Regions from separate parts of the Homo sapiens genome. Here region 1 is linked to region 2. The links are chromatin contacts, found by Hi-C or POLR2A ChIA-PET in ENCODE. All regions are on one chromosome and are shown on one strand. The core of a region is the stretch at or near the end of the contact, and the rest is flanking DNA. Distances in the headings are between cores, read along the strand shown. Region 1 has its middle 3.6 kb from the start of LALTOP. Region 2 overlaps LALTOP (lung cancer associated lncRNA targeting TOP2A).

Region 1 (2,784 bases), core at 80-2,579, 56 kb before region 2:
AGTGTTCACAATATCTTCACCAGGAGTAGAGTCCATCTCAAGAAACCACTCGCTTTGCTTATCCCCAAGAAGCAACTCCTCATCCATTCAAGATTGATCATGAGATTGCAGCAATTCAGTCCCATCTTCAGACTCCACTTCTAATTCTCTTGCTATTTCCACCACATCTGCAGTTACTGCCTCCACTGAAGTCTTAAACCCCTCAGCGTTATCCATGAGGGCAGGAATCAACTTTTTTAACAGGCACTTCTGTTAGTGTGTATATTTTGACCTGCTCCCATGGATCATAAATGTTTTAATAGCATCTAGAGTGGTGAATTCTTTCCAGAAGGTTTTCAGTTTACTTTGCCCCAATCCATTAGAAGAGTCACTGTCTATGGCAGCTACAGCCTAATGAAATGATTTCTTACTTGAAAGTCAAAATTATAACTTGATCCATGGGCTGCAGAATGGATGTTGTGTAAACATTCATCTCTTTGTACATCCCCATTAGAGCTCTTGCATGACCAAGTGCATTGTCAATGAGCAATAATATTTTGAAGATAATTGATTTTTTCTGAGCAGTAGTTCTCAAGAGTGGGCTTAAAATATTCAGTAAATTGTGCCATAAACATATGTGCTGTCATCCAGGCTTTGTTCCATTTATAAAGCATGGGCAGAGTTGATTTAGCATAATTCTTAAAGGTCTGAAGATTCTCAGAAGTAAATGAACATTGACTTCAACTTAAGGTCACCAGCTGCACCAGCCATGGCAAGAGAGTCACCCTGTCCTCTGAAGCTTTGAAGCCAGGCATTGACTTCTCCTCTCCAGCTATGAAAGTCCGGAATGCTTCTTCTTCCAATAGAAGGCTGTTTTGTCCACATGGAAAATCTGTTGTTTCATGTAGTCATCTTCATCAGTGATCTCAGAGCTTCTGGAGAACTTGCTGCAGCTTCTCCATCAGCACTTGCTGCTTCTCCTTGCACTTTCATGCTGTGGAGACGGCTTCTTTCCTTAAACCTCAGAATCAACCTCTGCTAGCTTCAGAGTCTATTTCTGCAGCTTCCTCACCACTCTCAGCTTTCACAGAATTGAATGGAATTAGGGCCTTACTCTGTGTTAGGCTTTGGCTTAAGGGAATGTTGTATCTGACTTACCTTGTATCCAGACCATTCAAACTTTCTCCATATCAGCCATAAGGCTGTCTCACTTATTATTTGTGTTTCATCATTAGTGTGTTCACTGGGGTAGCACTTTTAATTCCCTTCAAGAACTTTTTCTTGGCATTCACGACTTGGTTGTTTGGCACAAGAGACCTGGCTTTTGGCCAATTTCAGCTTTCGACATGCCTTCCTCACTAAGCTGAATCATGTTTAGCTTTTGATTTCAAGTGAGAGACATGTGACTCTTCCTTTCACTTGAACACTTAGGGTCATTGTAGGATTATTAATTGGTCTAATTTCAACATTATTGTGTCTCAAGGAATAGGGAAGTCTGAAGAGAGGGAGAATAACCCATTCGGGGCCCAAAGCAATTAATAGTAACATCAAAGATCATTGATCACAGATCACCGTAACAGATATCATGAAAAAGTTTGAAATATTGCAAGAATTACCAAAATGTGCCAGAGACACAAAGTAAGCACGTTACTACAAAAATGGCCCCATTGGATTTGCTCCACACAGGGTTGCCACAAACCTTTAATTTGTAAAAAAACAAAACAAAACAAAACAAAAAAAACCTGTATCTGTGGGCCGGGAATGGTGGCTCACGCCTGTAATCACAGCACTTTGGGAGGCCAAGGTGGGCGGATCACCAGAGGTCAGGAGTACGAGACCAGCCTGGCCAACGTGATGAAACCTCGTCTCTACTAAAAATACAAAAAATTACCCAGGTGTGGTGGCGGGTGCCTGTAGTCCCAGCTACTCCGGAGGATGAGGCAGGAGAATCGCTTGAACCCGGGGAGGCAGAGGTTGCAGTGAGCTGAGATTGCGCCACTGCACTCCAGCCTGGGCAACAAGAGCGAGACTCCAACTCAAAAAAAAAAAAAGAAAAAATGCAGTATCTGTGAAGTGCAATAAATCAAAGCATAAAATGAGTTGTGCCTGTGGTTTTTTGTTTGTCAAAGCATTCACCAAAAGATTCTTCCATGCGTTTAGTGAACTTCCCAAATGTTTTCTGACAAAAGTTTCCGGAAGGCATCTGATTGGCATCCACTGAGTTTCATGCAACAGTTTTTCTGGTGAAACCAATTTATCACCACCCACAATTCTAGTCATGACACTCTAGAATCTCGGAGATGGAATAGATGAGTGAGCAAAGTGTATTTGCAAAAGAGTCATCTATTCCTAAGCTATCACATGCTTTAAGTTTATCCAAGTCCCCACCATGTGACCAGTTGGGAGCCTCAGCTTGAACGGATTTAAGATTATCCTGTAATTACAGATGAGGAAAAATGGTCCTAGAAGGCTGGCCACATTGCACCAGGCCACCAAACAATATGAGAGCTCATCCAACATCAGCCCAGCCCCATGCGCTGTTGCACACAGTTGTGAGCATTGCACCTGCCCGATACCCCAGCCTGCCTGTATCCACCCCGGTTTGCACACCACTGTGAGGAAGCACGCCCCATCATGGCTCCTTAGCTCAGTCCTGCTGAGGGGTTGCCATTCCCAAGTTGTCCTTAATGTCCTAGTGGCTATAACAAAGGCACCAAACAGCCACTACAGTTTTGCTTTTCATGTATTCAGTGTTAAGCCTTTGTGCTTAAAGTCTTCCATTTTAGGTTTACTTTCATTTATATT
Region 2 (2,726 bases), core at 90-2,589:
TGTCCTCTGTCTTTGCCAATCTGGGCGGCTGCATCTGTGGTTCCCCTGGCTGGCTGCTTGGTAGTTTGAATTTATTTTCTGTCTTCCATAAGCCTGACTCCTCTTTACTTCTAGGTATTTGAATCCACCTTTCTGCTCCCAGAAATACTTTCCTGGTGTTTGTACCTTTCCACACTCTGCCCACTCTATCCACCTTTTCAGAGTCAGATCAGATATCACATTTTTCTGTCAGAACTTCTCCATTCCAACTGAAAATGATTGCCCCATTCTCTATCATCCTTTTCCAACTTATGCCACCTTTTATTGTATCTGAAATGTTCTGGTTTTGATAATTTGAAAAATGTTTTGTATGCTGGCATCTTACTTCCCCATTGTCTTGAGGAGGGGGAGCTTCCAACGTGTTTCTCGCTGAGCCGGGCTCACAGCTTGCCTTCTGCTTGGATAGGGTTGTTGCCTAAGGATATTTGTTGTTTCACTGAATATTTTTGAATCTAAATACAAAAAAACAAACTTGGGCTTTTTTCTGCTTCCTTATTATAACCCCTTTAAACATATTTTCTTTGCAATGTGTAATTGCACCAACTTATTGGGCAAATATCATGCTTTTGTGTATTTTAAGTTCACAGATAACCACTCATCATTTCTAGCTCTGTATGTGTAAGTCTGGACCCTAAGTGCAATTTCCATTGTGTTAATATTGACTGTCTTTGTAATGCCTGTGTTTAGTTTGAGCACATTGGTTAATTTCACTTATATGATAAGGCATCCTACACTTCTTAACCATACTTTCTTGCAAGACTGCTGTAACTATTTTAATCAATGCCTTTCAAGGTACCCAGGCTCTGGAGAGAAGAGTGGAAGTTGAGAGGATGAGGGGAACCAGCTTCCTGAGGAAGTGCCCCGTCCTTGGCACAGGGCTGGGAGGTCTCCTTTAACCTTATTTGGCGGTCCACACCATTCACTTTGGCAGTTGAATCTGTCTTGGGATAGTCAGTATTTCTCTTGGTGATCTCAAAGTGCAGATTGGCATGGAGAAGGGCAGCAAGTCGTGGGCCCTTCCTGGGCAGAGAATCTACCTCATAGTGTAGACATTCATGGGGGGTTCTGGACAGGGCACTCCCCGCATGCTTTTTACTTTGTTTTGTTTTACTTCTTAGCCTTGCCCTTCAGGAGGCAGAGGGCGGTTGAGTCACTGTGGTCGTCTAAGAACTAAGGACATCTAGTTACGTACAGAGTCTTCGCCATCCTCCTCCGACCTCCAATATCCAAGGAACAACTTGCAAAGTGGTCTGTTTTCCCAGCAGGAAAATCCACTGGGGCGGGGCGTGGGCCAGTGTGGGTGGAGGAATGACTCCTCTCCCAGGGGTGAGATTCTTGAAGCTTGAATTGTCCGAGCTGTTGTTTCCTCCCCTTCTTGGTCACTGCAAATGCAATTATGAAATAATTCTCGGGGAAGCATGAGCAACATACTCTGCAGTGACTCCAGACTGGACCTTCCAGCTTTGATCATTTGCAGGACTCAAGTCCACACAGGAGATTGAGAGAAGAAAAAAGGACTCAGAGGCAAAGACAGCTCTGAGCCCCTAAGGGAAAGCTCAAAGTCAGGGTGCTAGGAGGACTTGCCCAGCTGTGTAGACACAGCTGAGCTATGTCTACATTGAGGCCGAAAGTTAGAAAGACATTGACACTAACCCCTGAAAGTAATTAACATAACGATCATGTATTGTCTATTACAGATTGGCGTGATGACTAGCTGCAGGACGGTTTTGGTTTTCTAATTGTTCTCTGACATCCCCATTGAAGCAGGTTTTATCATCTGTGACCTTGTGTCCATCCCTGTGATGTTGTGTGCGTGTGTGTGCATACGGACACATACAACACACGTCTTTGGTTGTAAAGCACACCTGGGGGAAGGTCAGCTCACACACAATGTACTGTCAGGGAGCTCTTCCCCAGGCCTGGCAGCCTCACCCCACAGTGGCCACCACAGGCCCATCAGCCTCTGCCATCGTGGTCTGCCTGCAGTTGAGTTTGTTAATTGACATAATATATGTTGAAACTAATTTTCATTGGCGAAATCAGTGGCAATTCAGAAGTGTGGATTGCTGTAGAAATACTGTGCCCGTCCCCCATGTATGAATAAGGGTCTAAGAACCTTGTAGGTGGAATGCCCTAAGCCCCTGGTGGTGCGTCCCACACCTCCCAGAAGGACCTGCCACCTGGTCTCTGCAGGTGGTGGTCTGCTGCCACCCAAGTGTGACCCTGCCTGTCTCTCTTCTGAGATTGGTTCATAACTCGTCACCCCTACGACCTGCAGATTGCAAGTTTAAGAGAGGACGCTGGGAGGAGAGCCAGAAAGGGGAGGTCGGGACATGTGAAACCTTGCACGGTGGGTGGGGGCAGGACAGTGGGCGGCTCAGGTGTGGAGACAGCATCCTTAGGGTGTGGACTGGGGCTGCCAAGTGTGGACAGCTCTCTGTCTCTCCAGGGAGAGCCCATGGGACCCCAGCTTCTGCAGGACGTGTGCTGGGGCTGGGTGGCCTCACCCCTGCTGGCTCCTCTCCTGGGAGTGGGAAGGCAGGGGAGGGTTTTCTTTTCTTAGATTTCTAAGAAAAAATGTCTGTCCACTATAAACCGAACTGTCTCCCCAGAATCCACACATTGACATCCCAAACCCCAGGATGACTGCATTTGGGGAAAGGGTTCTAAGGAAGTAAATCAGGTCC

What was found. Hi-C counts contacts between places; a loop is a spot of excess contacts on that map. ChIA-PET counts read pairs that join two places held with the same protein, here RNA polymerase II (POLR2A). Pooled maps may share reads with other maps.
Region 1: a map of DLD1 shows a loop between it and region 2 (3-fold over the local background). The contact joins two enhancer-like sites. A Hi-C loop is called at or near these places in 2 of 168 maps with a recorded cell type or tissue (DLD1 and PC-9) and 1 of 50 pooled maps. POLR2A ChIA-PET finds 5 or more read pairs at or near these places in 2 of 52 experiments (H1 and WTC11).

Annotation. Positions count from the first base shown.
Region 1 is chr2:1,627,601-1,630,384 of GRCh38, reverse strand. No RefSeq gene overlaps it. Among named protein-coding and RNA genes, the nearest start is that of LALTOP, 3.6 kb to the right of the region's middle. Within about 2 kb of position 1,329, at least 3 of the 41 ENCODE cell types and tissues checked have a DNase peak (open chromatin) inside an H3K27ac peak, as active enhancers do.
Region 2 is chr2:1,571,429-1,574,154 of GRCh38, reverse strand. All of the region lies in intron 4 of LALTOP (lung cancer associated lncRNA targeting TOP2A), which reads left to right. Among named protein-coding and RNA genes, the nearest start is that of LALTOP, 53 kb to the left of the region's middle. RefSeq lists an enhancer at 1,480-1,981. Within about 2 kb of position 1,339, at least 3 of the 41 ENCODE cell types and tissues checked have a DNase peak (open chromatin) inside an H3K27ac peak, as active enhancers do.